2 separate regions of the Homo sapiens genome follow, and region 1 is linked to region 2. A link is an interaction called in ENCODE POLR2A ChIA-PET data of the cell type or tissue named here. Cell type or tissue: Panc1. All regions are shown on one strand. Each heading gives the region's core, and the rest is flanking DNA. Links, peaks and the distances in the headings are about the cores only.

What was found. Peaks named below come from ENCODE experiments on the same cell type or tissue, not always from the same donor. Only the 100,000 strongest peaks of a DNase experiment are listed, where the experiment ranks them.
Region 1: POLR2A ChIA-PET joins it to region 2 with 7 read pairs; 2 of 35 experiments call an interaction of 5 or more read pairs at or near these places.

Annotation. Positions count from the first base shown.
Region 1 is chr6:37,412,560-37,418,803 of GRCh38, reverse strand. No RefSeq gene overlaps it. Among named protein-coding and RNA genes, the nearest start is that of CMTR1, 18 kb to the left of the region's middle. In Panc1, for the core only: no CTCF peak of the experiment used is centred there; no DNase peak of the experiment used is centred there.
Region 2 is chr6:37,683,021-37,691,118 of GRCh38, reverse strand. The region is part of intron 1 of MDGA1 (MAM domain containing glycosylphosphatidylinositol anchor 1); the gene reads left to right. Among named protein-coding and RNA genes, the nearest start is that of MDGA1, 11 kb to the left of the region's middle. In Panc1, for the core only: no CTCF peak of the experiment used is centred there; no DNase peak of the experiment used is centred there; H3K27ac peaks cover 267 bases.

The sequences.
Region 1 (6,244 bases), core at 1,245-6,244, 270 kb after region 2:
CTTACCAAGTAGAGATTCAGTAGACAAACATGAAAAAGTACACAGACTGCAGAATTAGTCCAGGAAAGTGACCGAAAAAAAAAAAAAAAAAAAAAACCAGCAACAAAACAAACCTGGGTGATCTGATTTCCACAGGTGCCATGTTATTTTAAATGTTTGGTTTTCAACAAAAAATTAAGAGACACACAAAGAAATGGTGAAGTATGGCCCACAGATGGGCGGAAAAGCAGTTAATAGAAAGTGTACCTGAAGAAGCACAAACACTGGACATATTAGACAAAGACTTTAAGTCAGCTATTATCATATGTTAAAAGAATTAAAGGAAACTATGTCTAAAGAATTAAAAAGAAAGGATGAGGACAATGTCCCACCAAATAGAGAAAATAAAGAGATAAAAATTACTTTTTAAAAAAGAACCAAATAAGACTTAATTGTCTTCTCCAAAAATTTATATGTCGAAGCCCTAACCTATATCATGACTGTATTTGGAGATGGGGTTTTAGGATGTATTTAAAGTTAAATGAGGTCCTAAGGATGGGCTCCTAATTTGATAGAATTGGTCATCTTATGAGAAGAGGAAGATCACTCACTATCTCCCTCTCCCCTTCCCATTCCTCCGTCCCCCTCTTCCTCCAGGTGCACACAATGAAGGAAGGCCATGGCCCACAGAGAGAAGATGGCCATCTGTAAGCCAGGAAGAAAACTCCCACCAGAACCTGACCATGCTGGCTGCAGAATTGTGAGAAAATACATTTCTTTTGTTTAAGCCACCCAGTCTATGGTATTTTGTTAGGACAGCCCTGGCTGACTAAGACAGCACTCAACAGCAGAGTTGAATTGTCAAAAGAAAGAATCATAAAACTTGAAGTCAAATGAGATTACCCAGACTAAGGCACAGAAAAAAACAATAGTGATGAATAAAAATGAACAAAGCCTCAGACACCTATGGGACACCAGCAAGTGTACCAACAAACACATAATGGGAGCCTCAGACATAGAGGATAGAGAGAGGAGCAGAAATAATATTTGAAGAAATAAGGGCCAAAAACTTCCCAAATTTACTGAGAAGCATTAATCTGCACAACCAAAAAGCTCAATAACCTCCAAGTAGGATAAACTCACAGATGCACACTATATATCATAGTCAAAGTGTCAAAAAAAACAATGAGAGAATCTTGAAAGCAGCAAAAGAAGCAACTCATCACATATAATGGATCCTCAATAAGATTAACAGCTGATTTCTCATTAGAAACCATGGAGGCCAGAAGGCATATTCAAAATGTTGAAAGAAAAAGACTCGCAACCAATAATTTTTTTTATCACTCTCACTAAATTTGTTTAGCTTATTAATACTTTCAAACAACTACCTTTTTTTTTTTGAGATGGAGTGTCGCTCTGTTGTCAGGCTGGAGTGCAGTGGCGCGATCTCGGCTTACTGCAACCTCCACCTCTCGGGTTCAAGTGATTCTCCTGCTGCAGCCTCCCATGTAGCTGGGATTACATGCACGTGCCACTACACCTGGCTAATTTTTGTATTTTTAGTAGAGACGGGGTTTCACCATGTTGGCAAGGATGGTCTCGATCTCTTGACCTCATGATCCTCCTGCCTCAGCCTCCCAAAGTGCTGGGATTACAGGTGTGAGCCACTGTGCCCAGTCACAACTACCTATTTTTAAAGAGATGGTGTCTCACTATGTTGCTCAGGCTGGCCTTCACCTCCTGGGTTCAAGTGATCCTCCCACCTGAGCCTCCCAAGTAGCTGGGATTACAGGCATACGCCACTATGCCCAGGTTCAGCCAAGAATTCCATACCCAGGAAAACTATCTTGCAAACATGAAATAGAGGCCGGGCGCTGTGGCTCATGCCTATAATCCCAGCACTTTGGGAGGCCAAGGGGGGCGGATCACAAGATCAGGAGTTCAAGACCAGCCTGGACAATATAGTGAAACTCCATCTCTACTAAAAATACAAAAATTAGCCAGGTGTGTTGGCTCATGCCTGTAGTCCCAGCTACTTAGGAGGTTAGGGCAGGAGAATCGCTTGAACCTTTGAGGCAGAGGTTGCAGTGAGCCAAGATCATGCCATTGCACTCCAGCCTGGGCAACAAGAGTGAAACTCCATCTCAAAAACAAAAACAAAAAACAAAAAAAAGTGAAAGAGAAATGAAGACATTTCCAGATAAACAAAAACAAAAAAGAGAATCTGCTGTTAGCAGACCTTCCTTACAAAAAATATGGAAAAGAGTCCTTCATGCTAAAATGAAAGAATACCAGACAGTAAATCAGTAAATTGAATACACACACACACACACACACACACACACACACACACACACACACAAAAGCAGATGTTCAACTCAATATGGGGTTAGACCCCAATAGACTCATCGTAAGTTTAAAATATCATAAGTCAAAAATGCATTTAATACCCCAATAAACCCACTGTAAAGTCAAAAAATTGTCCATTAAACCATCGTATGTTGTCAACTAGCAGCCTCAAATCTATTTTGGGAATAGGAACTGGAAAGAAATTATACTCAGAGTTCTCTGTTTCATATTCTCTTCCATTTTCATCCTTTCCTCCTGAGCAGAAAATCAAGTGAGAAGCAACTTGAGAAGATGGATTTTTTTCTTCTTTTAAAAATAAAAAAAAAACAAATACCAAAAATAGTCAAAATTCACTAAAACAATTAAAATTGAGTATTTAAAATTTTCAAATAATCCAAAAGAAGGCAAGAAAGGGAAAACAGAAGTACAAAAAACAAAAAAAAAACAGAAAACAAATAATAAAATCGTAGACCTAAGTCCAAACATATCAATAGTTGCATTAAATGTCAATAATCTAAAAAAAAAATTAAAAGACAGATATTATAGAAGAACTTTTTAAAAATCAAGAACCAATTACATGCTGTGTACAAGAAACTCACTTTAAATATAAGGGTATAAACTGGGTCTGGTGGCTCACTCCTGTAATCCTACCACTTTGGGAGGCCAAGGCAGGCAGATTGAGCTCAGGAGTTTGAGACCAGCCTGGGCAACGTGGCGAAAACCTGTCTCTACTAAAAATACAAAAAAATTAGCCAAGCATGGTGACACGTGCCTGTAGTCCCAGCTATCTGGGAGGCTGAGGCATGAGAATTACTTGAACCCTGAAGATAGAGATTGCAGTGAGCCAAGATCATGCCACTGCTCTCCAGCTTAGGAGACAGAAAGAAACTCTGTCTCAAAAAACAAACAGACTATATATATATATATATATATATATATATATATATATATATATACACACACACACACATATATACACATATGTACATATATACACACATATATACTATTTATTTATATTATATATTATATATATATGGGTATAGGTAGATAGAAGGATATTAAATGATACAACATGCAAACACTGATCAAAAGAAAACTAGGCTGGGCTCAGTGGCTCAAGCCTATAATCCCAGCACTTTGGGAGGCTGAGGCGGGCAGATCACCTAAGGTCAGGAGTTCAAGACCAGCCTGGCCAGCATGGTGAAACCCCATCTCTACTAAAAATACAAAACTTAGCCGGGCATGGTGGCATGCACCTGTAATCGCAGCTACTCAGGAGGCTGAGGCAGGAAAATCGCTTGAACCTGGGAGGCGGAGGTTGCAGTGAGCTGAGATCACACCACTACTCCAGCCTGGGCAACAGAGTGAGACTCCATCTTAAAAAAAGAAAAAAGAAAGAAAATGCTTTGAAGAAAATGAAAATAAAAATACAACATATCAACATTTGCAGGATGCAGCTAAATAATGCTTAGAGGGAAATTTTATAGTATTTAATTGTATTTAAGAAAAGAAGAGCCAGGCGTGGTGGCTCATGCCTGTAATCCCAGCACTTTGGGAGGCTGAGGCAGGCAGATCACCTGAGATCAGGAGTTTGAGACCAGCCTGGCCAGCATGGCGAAATCCCATCTCTACTAAAAATACAAAAATTAGCTGGGTGTGGTGGTGCATGCCAGCTACTGGGGAGGCTGAGGCAGGAGAACTGCTTGAATCTGGGAGGCAGAGGTTGCAGTGAGCCAAGATCATGCCACTGCACTCCAGCCTGGGTGACAGAGCAAGACTCCATCTCAAAAAAAAAACTTAAGAAAAGAAGAAAGGTCCCAATTCAACAATCAAAGTGTCTACCTCTAGAAATTAGAAAAACAAGAGCTAATAAACCCAAAGCAATGAGAGGAAGAAAATAATAAAAATATAAAGATAAATTAATAAAATTCAAAACAGTAAAATGAGGGAAAAATAAAGAAACCAAAAATCCGGTTATTTGAAAAGATTAATAAGATTAATAAACTTCTTGTCAGACTGACAGAGGAAAATAAAAGAGGATACATATTACCCATAGCAGGAATGAAAGAGGGGATATCTCTACAGACACTACAGTCATTAGAAAGTTTGGCCGGGCACGGTAACTCACACTTGTAATCCCAGCACTTTGGGAGGCTGAGGTGGGCAGATCACCTGAGGTTGGGAATTCAAGACCAGCCTGACCAATATGGAGAAACCCCATCTCTACTAAAAATACAAAATTAGCTGGGTGTGGTGGTGCATGCCAGTAATCCCAGCTACTCGGGAGGCTGAGGCAGGAGAATCGCTTGAACCCAGGAGGCAGAGGTTGCGGTGAGCCGAGACCACGCCATTGCACTCCAGCCTGGGCAACAAGAGTGAAACTCCATCTCAAAAAAAAGAAAAGAAAAGAAAAGAAAATTAATGAGAAATACTGTAAACGTCTTTACACACATAAGTGGACCCATTGATAAGGGCCAACTTCTTAAAAATTGCAAACTACTGAAACTCATCCAAGAAGAAATAGATTACCTGAACAATCCTATATCTATTAAAGAAATTGAATTCATTATTTTAAATACCATCTTCAAAAATTGAGGTCCAGATAGCTTTGCTGGTGGAGTCCACCAAACATATAAAGAAGAAATGATACCAAGTCTACAGAATCTCTTCTAGAAAATAGATTAAGAAGGAACAATTTGGCCAGGCACAGTGGCTCACGCCTGTAATCCCAGCACTTTGGGAGGCCGAGGCCAGTGGATCATGAGGTCAGGAGATCGAGACCATCTTGGCTAACCCGGTGAAACCCCGTTTCTACTAAAAATACAAAAAATTAGCCGGGCGTAGTGGCAGGTGCCTGTAGTCCCAGCTACTCGGGAGGCTGAGGCAGGAGAATGGCATGAACCCGGGAGGTGGAGCTTGCAGTGAGCCCAGATCGCGCCACTGCACTCCAGCCTGGGCGACAGAGCAAGACTCCGTCTCAAAAAAAAAAAAAAAAAAGAAGAGGAAAAATTTGGCCAGGCACAGTGGCTCACGCCTATAATTACAGCACTTTGGGAGGCCAAGGTGGGCAGATCATGAGGTCAAGAGTTCGAGGCCAGCCTGGCCAACATAGTGTAACCCCATCTCTGCTAAAAATACAAAAATTAGCCAGGCATGTTGGCGCGCGCCTGTAGTCCCAGCTATTTGGGAGGCTGAGGCAGGAGAATTGCTTGAACCTGGGAGGTGGAAGTTGCGGTGAGCCAAGATCGCGCCACTGCACTCCAGCCTGGGCAACAGAGTAAGACTTCACCTCAAACAAAACAAAACAAAACAAAACAAAACAAAAAGAAATATTTTCCACCATATCTTTTGAGGCTCAGCATCACCCTGATACAACAAGCAGATAAAGACAGTAGAGTGAAAGAAAATCACAGACCAATATCCTTCATGAATAAAAAAACAAATATCCTAAACAAAATACTAACAAATCAAATCCAGCAATATATAAAAAGAATTATACACCATGGCCCACTTGCAAGACTGTTTAAATATTCAAAGATCAACCAATATAATCTATCACATTAACATACTTAAGTATCAAAACTTCATATTAATTGCTGCTGAAAAAGCATTTAACAAAATTAAACAGCCACTAATTATTAAAAATTAGTAATAAAAGGGAACTGTTATAACCTGATAATGAAGGATATATGTGTATATTCATATTGGTGTGCATATATATATAGCTAACATCCTATTCAAATCCTAGTGGATGTCCTAGACAGTGAAATAAAGGCAGGGGAAAAGGGCATACAATTGGCAAGGAAAAAAGAAAAGTGTCCTTTTCAACACATTACATGATGAATTCACAGAAAAATCACAAAGAATCTACCAAAAAAGCTCCTAGAATTAATAAGTGAGTTTTCGAAGTTTG
Region 2 (8,098 bases), core at 1,222-6,221:
TGAGATGAATAAGATGGAAGGAGAAGGGGAATCACATGTAAGGTAGGGGGAGATTTTGATAAATGTCATGTAGCAAGGGCGGATAAAAGGTTGTGAGAATTTGAAGGTTGAAGTAATTGCTTCCAAGGCCTTGTGGAAAAGAGAGCATTTGAACTGGCCTTGACAAATAGAAGTAAGGATTGAGAGGGGCATTCCAGGTGGAGGGCACATTGTGGCAAAGGCCTGGAAGCTAAGGAACCCGAGTGTGTGAGGAGTTCGTGAGCTGTTCAGTTGGGCTGGAGCATAAGCTGAAAGGGAACTGGGGCCGTTAGGGCTGGAACAGTAAAGGATTTTTTTTTTTTTTTTTGAGGTGGAGTCTCGGTTACCCAGGCTGGAGTGCAGTGGCACAATCTTGGCTCACCGCAACCTTTGCCTCCTAGGTTCAAGCAATTCTCCTGCCTCAGCCTCCCGAGTAACTAGGACTACAGGCACACTCCACCACACCCAGCTAATTTTTATATTTTTAGTAGAGACGGGGTTTCACCATGTTAGCCAGGATGGTCTCAATCTCCTGACCTTGTGATCTGCCTGCCTCAGCCTCCCAAAGTGCTGGGATTACAGGCGTGAGCCACTGTGCCTGGCCAGGAATAATATTAAACATTGCTAACATTGACTGTCCAGCCTGTGATCATAAGTATGCATTATCTTCAGTCTCATCACAACTCCTTGAGAAAGTCATTTATCAGTCCCTTGTCCAAGTGGCAGACCTGGACTTGAACCCAGAACTGCTCATTGCAAAGCTGTAAGGAGGATGTCAAACAGGGAGCTGGGTTGATGCAAGCCATATTATGGGCCAGGTAGCCATGCCGCTGTGTGTGGGAGGAGGCCGTGCTGGAGAGACTGTCAGGAGGCTTTGCAGTTGTCCAGGGGAGTCCTAGGGAGCTTTGTGGGCATCTGCAGGAGGTGTGTTCCAGGCAGAGGAATAGCCGCTGCAAAGGCCCTGGCCTGTTGGAGCAACAGTGAGGAGTCCAATGTGGCTGGAGCAGAATGAGCCAGGGGGAGTGCAGTAGAAGGTGGGGCCAGAGAGTTAGTAGGTCCAATCATTTGGAGCCTTGAAGGCTATGAAAGGATTCTGGATTTTGTTCTGCATGAGATAGGGGACCATGGCAGGGTTTTGAGCAGAGAAGGGACATGAACTGACACCTTTTTAATAGAACCTCTCTGGCTGTCATGTAGAGAATAGATGGTAGGGGTTTGAGGGTGGAGGAAGGAAACCAGTTAGAGGCTGTTGCAAAAGGCAAGACACAAGATTGTACCATCATTAAGCACTAAAAGTGTATCGGAAAGAGTTCAGGCAAGGAATAGGAGCTGCAAACGGCTCTGAGGTTTGGAGCTGGGAGACTTGGCACACAGTGATAACAGGTTGAACAAAAGCCACTGGAAGTCAGACAGGTTTGGGGAAGTGAAGTAGTTAAGAGCCTCGACCTCTGCATAAGAAACCTGGGTCTGAATCCCAGCTCTGCCCCACACCAGCTGTAAAAGCCCAGGAAGTTACATCTGCTTTCTAAGCCGTGGCTTCTCCGCTTGTCAGATGGAGATCATCGTACTCACTGCGTGGGCTTGTGATGAGACGGTGCTTAGGAAGCTCTGAGCACAGTGCCTGGCACGTAGCAAGGCCTCAGTAAATAGTTTTAGTGACAATGTGAGTGAAGTTTTGAACTTCATGGGATTCTGGCACTGGCATGTCTGGGGGGGATATCGACAAATCGGGTGGACAATGAGCACTGAGCTCAGGAGAGAGATCAACTCAGGAGAGGTAGATTTGCACATCTGGATTTATGTCTGCAGAAGGATGTGGGTTGAAACCATGAGGTGGAATAAAATTGCCAGGGATTAGAAAGTAGAGAGAAGGGATTGGGCTGAGGCCAGAGCCCTGGGGAGCACCAATGTTTAGGGGGCGGGAGGAGGCCTGAGAGGGGACATGACCCGAGGGTCTGTGACAGAGTCTGTGAGAGGAGGAGGAGGAATGAGAAAGGGCCACCGGGGGACTGGGGAGCTCGGGGCAGCTGCAGCACAGAGTGGGGCTCCTCAAACTTTCCCGTGCACAAGTCTCCCCTGGGATCTTGTGGAAATGCGGATTCTTGATTCAGCGGGGCTGGGGCTGGGCTGAGATTCTGCGTGAATCTGGTGGTGCCGATGCTGCTAGACCAGGGATTGCGCTGTGCAAAATGAGGGCTTCAAGTAAGAAGTCTGGACTCGGGTTGGAGGGCCAGGTGGGCAGCCTGTTGCCTCTGAGGGTCCTTGCCCAATGGCCTCGCCTCTCTGAGCCTCAGTTTCCCCATGTGAAGCCTGGTTTAGGCACGCTTACCTTTTGGGATTACAGAGAAGCCCAGGAGTGATAGCACTTTGTAAACTCGAAGGTGAACTATGGGGACTCCGTTTCACGAGAGCAGAGAGGGTGGCAGGCAGATGGCAGGGAGCTCCGGGTGTGGGTGGCATGTGGCAACAGGAGGTATAGGCTGTGCTTTTGAGAAATGTGGCAGGCCAGGGAGGCTGGAATAGCAGCTCCCCTTCCCCAAGCCCAGCCTTTTGCCTGTGAAAGGCTGGAGCTGCAGGGGTGGGTGACCTTGGTGGCTGGGTGGTGGCTTGAGCAGACTCGAGGGCACTGCTTGGCTGGCTTTGAAGATTCCACCCCAGGCTCTTCTTGGTTCCTTTCCAGGCCCAGAAACTCAGCCGAGATACATTAATTATCTGGAGGATTGGAAGCTGTGTAGAAAAGTGGTTCTCAGCCCTGGCGCATGTCAGAACCACCTGGAGAGCTTTTTCAACAACAGATGCCCAGCCCCACCCCGGGCCTCCTGAATCAGAAACCCTGCAGGTGGCATCAAGGCATCTGTGGTTGTAAGAGCTGTTTAGATGATTCTTGGGCACAGCTGGTGTAGACAGTGTGTCTGAAAAAGCCAGACCAAAACAGATGTCTTCTTCCCTTGGACTTTCTGAGGGCATTTCCTGGTTTTCCAGGTTACTGCCCAAGCTTAGTTTCAACAAAGTTCATCTGAACCCTGGAGTCTTGGGAAAAAAACAAAATCCACTGATTATTTTCTAAACTGTGAGCAAGGAGGCTTTCTACTTCAATGGTGCTAACTGGAGGGTCCAGGCCAAGAGCCCAGGAGACTGGCCCCTTTTCTGGCTTCTAACCAAGGGACCTCCCTTGGTTCTCTAGGTTTGGCTTCCCAAACCTAGAGAGATTGAAGGAGTCTCCTTCAGAAACACAGTTTTCTTTGATTTTTAATAGGTAAATTATGGTACCTTTTTGAAATGTGGCCCTTTTGTTTATTCTCTTTCCTGTTTGGTTAAGAATAAAGTGAGGCCAGGTGCTGTGGCTCACACTTGTAATCCCAGCACATTGGGAGGCTGAGATGGGAGGATCACTTGAGCCCAGGAGTTCCAGACCAGCCTGGGCAACATAGTGAGACTCTGTCTCTATTACAAAAAAACCAAAGAAAGTGAAAATTTCAGAGCTGGAGAACAAAGTAGCAATTCAATGTAAAACCAGCAAAATTGATTTCATTTGAGACAGGGTCTCACTGTCTTGCAGGCTGGAGAACAGTGGTGTGATCATAGCTCACTGCAGCCTCGATCTCCTGGGCTCAGGCAATCCTCCCACCTCAGCCTCGTGAGTAGCTGGGACTACAGGCATACACCACCATGCCCGGCTAACTTTTTTTTTTTTTTTTTTAATTTTTAGTAGAGATGGAGGTCTCACTATGTTGCCCAGGCTGGTCTCAAACTCTGGGCTCAAGTGATCCTTCCACCTTGGCCTCTCAAAGTGCTGGGATTACAGTTGTGAGCCACCATGCCTGATCAAAACCAGCAAATATTTAATGAGTACCCACTACGTGTCTGGAAGGGTGGTGGGTCTTGGCTGCAGAGGTGAAATGACATCTGTCCCCAAGGAGCTCACAGCTGAGCTGGTGAACACACAGCCTTTTCTAATGCCCTCATTTTCCAGATGGAGGAGCTGAGGTTCACATTGAGTGACTTGCCCAGGGCCCTACAGTTAGGCGGTGGTGGAGTCAGGGTTCGAACTCAAGACTGCCCAATGCAAAGTCCAGTGCCTGTCTACTTCCCCAAATGTGAGGTTTCTGAAGGCATTCCCTGGCAGATTTTTGTTCCCCAGCCTGTGCTGTGGCAGATGGGTTGGCCCAAGGGAGCAGCATAAGGACCCCCCAGGCCTGTTTGCTAGAAAGAAAGACCTGACCAGAAAGGCTTAAACAAATGATGACTTTCTCAAGTCTCAAGGTAGGTTCTCAAGGCTCCTTTCATCTTCGTGCTCTGCTCTTCTCATGGTGGTGGTTCTCAAACTTGGCTGCATGTTAGAATAACCTGGAAGGTTTAAAAAGTCCTGATGCTGGCTAGGCTCAGTGACTCACACCTGTAATCCCAACACTTTGGGAGGCCAAGGCGGGTGGATCTCCTGAGGTCAGGAGTTTGAGACCAGCCTGGGCAACATGGTGAAACCCCGTCTCTACTAAAAATAAAAAAATTAGCCAGGTGTGGTGGCGGACACCTGTAATCCCAGCTACTCGGGAGGCTGAGGCAGGAGAATCGCTTGAATCAGGGAGGCCGAGGTTGTAGTGAGCCGAGATCACGCCACTGCACTCCAGCCTGAGCAACGAGAGTGAAACTCCATCTCAAAAAAAAAAAGCCCAGGTTGCACAACATACCCATTAAATCAGAATGTCTAGGGGGTGGAAACCAGTCATCTGCATTAAAAAAAAAAGTCCCTACGTGATTCCAGTGTGCAGCAAAGGTTGGGAACCCTGCCTTTTGACATTTTGCCTCAAGGTCACCAAAAGGCTGATGGGGCTCAGCCATCATGAGACATTCCAGGAAGGAAGACAGCAGGAACCTTTAAAAGGCAGGCCTGTCGGCTGAGTCTGCTGTCTTTAAGGAGCTTTCCCAGAAACACCCTGCAGTGACTTCTGCTTACATCTTACTGGCCATTCTTAGCTTCAAGGCAGGCTGAGAAATAGGGTTTTTTAGATGGGCACATTCCCATCTGAGAAAATATCTGTATTCTGTTAGAAAGAAAGGGAGAGTGGGTATTGGGTGGGTGATGAGCAGTCTTTGCCACAAATACCCGTTTTAGGGGCAGTTGGTGTTTCTTGAATGAAAGGGGATTTAGATGAATGTGAATGACTGCTCTCCTCCTCACTCACCCCACTCTGCCAGCCTATCCTCACCTCGCCCCACTCTGCCAGCCTAGCTCAGGTGGGGTGGGGGTGGGGGTCCTGGCTGCTCTGAAGATGCCCAGAAGAGACCTGAGGAAAGACAGCGACCTAGAGGAGGGGGATGACTTGCTTGGGTCACCCAGACATTCAAGTGACAGTCCCACCAGCTTCCCGTCTGCCAGCGCCCCCCGACACTGTCGGTTCACATGTCCCTGGGATTGTTGATGTCTACCGGTTGGTACCTCTCTCTGCTAGCAGGTGTCTCCTTTCAGCCCCGAAGGCAGAAGAGCTCTGTGGTTCCAGAAAAAGCAGCCTCCTGATTTCTGGGAACAGAGACGGATGGGCTGTGTGAGAGGCTCTGGTCCGGAGGTGATCTAACTCATCTTTCTGCCTCTCAGCAGGCCCACACCCACATGAGACCAAGCAGCCCCACTGCTGTTTGCTCAGTGCCTCTGGTCCTTCATTTTGGGAAGTTCTTCCTATTGACCTTGTTTCAACTTTCTGTAACAACTTATCAGAAAGAAAGATTCAGGAACGGAGACCTCTGAGTTGAACTTGAGTAACTCCTCGGCCCTGAGACGCTCCTGAAGTGATTTTTTTTTTTTTAATTTTTTGAGACAATGTCTCACTCTTTCTCCTAGGCTGGAGTGCAGTGGCACCATCTCAGCTTACTGCATTCTCCGTCTCCTGGGTTCAAGTGCCTCAGCTTTTGAGTAGCTGGGATTACAGGCATGTGCCACCACACCCGGTTAATTTTTTGTATTTTTGTAGAGACGAGATTTTGCCATGTTGCCCAGGCTGGCCTCAAATTCCTGGGCTCAAGCAATCTGCCCGCCTCGGCCTCCCAAAGTGCTCAGATTACAAGTATGAGCCACTGTCCCCAGCTGCCAAGTGATTCTTTAGAAACTCTTGATGAAGGCATTTCCCCCATCTCTGAGAGGGATACTGGGCAGATAGAGATGGGGAAATGAATTGAATTTCAGTGGCCTCATCTACTTGGGTTTGATTCCGGTGTTCCAGTAAAATGCAGGGGACCTTGAGGAGGCCAGGTTACCTTCTGGCAAGATACATAAAGCCCATAAGGCAAGCTGAAGTTCTGTGCCACGGCAAGACCTGAATTCACTTTTCTTTCTGGAATAAGACTACAGGGTAGACACAGAGAAGGCCATGAGGAGGGGCACGAGGGTATGGCAAGGAGTGAGCTCAGCTGCCAGCCAGTGGCCTTCAATGACCCAAAAACAAATCTTCCAGATTCATTGCAGGAAGAAACTGAGACCGCAGAAGGCAAGTGGCTTATCAAGGTCACACAGCAATTAGGTGCCGAGGCTGAAGTTAAAAGCCATGTCAAAGGACTTTCTACAGCTTTCTTTCTCATTCTCCTGTGTCACCTCCCAGGCTTAGGGGAATCCAGGACATGTCTGCATGGCGTTTATAAGCTCATTGTGTGCCCACATCTCTATAATCCTTCCCCTACCCCTGTGAACCTCATTTCTTATTCTCAGACCTCATTGCATCCAGACTACAGAATCTGGGGCTCATTCTGGGTCTAGAACTCTGGTTAGATGTTAGAGGCCCTTATTGGAAATGTCAGGGCTTCCCCCGCCCTTGTGGGTAGGAAGGTGAGCCTGCTTGGTAGTGTGAACTGGAGGTTGCTGCCAGTCTCCACCGGGTCCAACATCTTGTCACACTGCCTACAAGTTCCACTTTAGAGTTATTAACAAGCTAGCTGGCAGAAGCACTGCCACTGTTTCCAGAAGGTTACTCTGGGAATACCTGGCAGCCCTAAGCCTTCTCCCGATGGCACAGGTTGGTTGATCAGATGAGCTGGATCTTGAGCCATGAGATTCAGGCAAGGAAGTTTCCAGGGGAGTGGTGGGTGGAGGAAGAGGATGATGGTGGGGTATTTGATATGTGTGTAGAGGGGTCATTAGGCAATATGTGGACTCTGTGTTGTGGCCATGTGAGAAATTTCGTAGTGGACACCATGGACAGTCAAAACACACTTGGACTCATAGTCTTAGTTTGGGTTGCCCCAGAAGTAGACTCTGAGATAAGGAGCTGAATGCTGTAATTATTTGGGAGGTAAGTCCAGGAAACTCTGGTAGAGGAATGGGGAAGCGAGACAGGGAAGCAAAGGAAGCCAGTGAAAGATGCCTTATCAAGTCAGTTACATCGGTGTCCCTTGGGGGAACTCTGGCATGCTTTGTGAAACACACTTCAGAGTTATCCCACCATGGGGTGAGGGAACTAGGGCATGTATACACCCACCCCGCCTCTGTCACTGGGTGAGGTTGCTCCTGGGGGTGTTAATTCCCGGTACTCCTAAACCACTGCACACACAGGCAGCGCAAGCTCTAGTGGCCAGAGATGGCCCTCAGGCAGAGAGGTGCCCGCAGGCATTGGCAATTGGGAGCTGGCTGGTGGTGCACTGAAGTGTTTAGGAGAGGGGGTGCAGGTGGGGCAGCAACAGTCTGTATTACATCTTGCCTAAGCCATGGTCTTGCTTTTTCAGAGCCAGCTTGCTGTGTGGAGCTCTTTGTTTTTAGATCTCATGTTCAGGGCTGCATGTACAAGCCTCCATTCCAGGCTGTAAACTCTTGCCTGCAGCCACCAGACCTGCTCACTGCTCATTTACTTCCTTGGATTTTGTGGCCAGAATCCAAGTGTGTCGATTTCTCCAAGACTCTCCTGATAGAATTCAGGCTCTCCCTGAAGGATGCCTTATACCTGCGGAGGACAGGGTTGAGCATCACTAAGGACACACCCAGAATCTACAGGGTCCTTTGGGCATTGCCAGGAGAGGCACCATGTTCTCCATCCCACTGAATTTAAAACCAACATAGAGGTGGGGACAGTCTAGACTAGAAGACTGCTCCTTCTCCCTG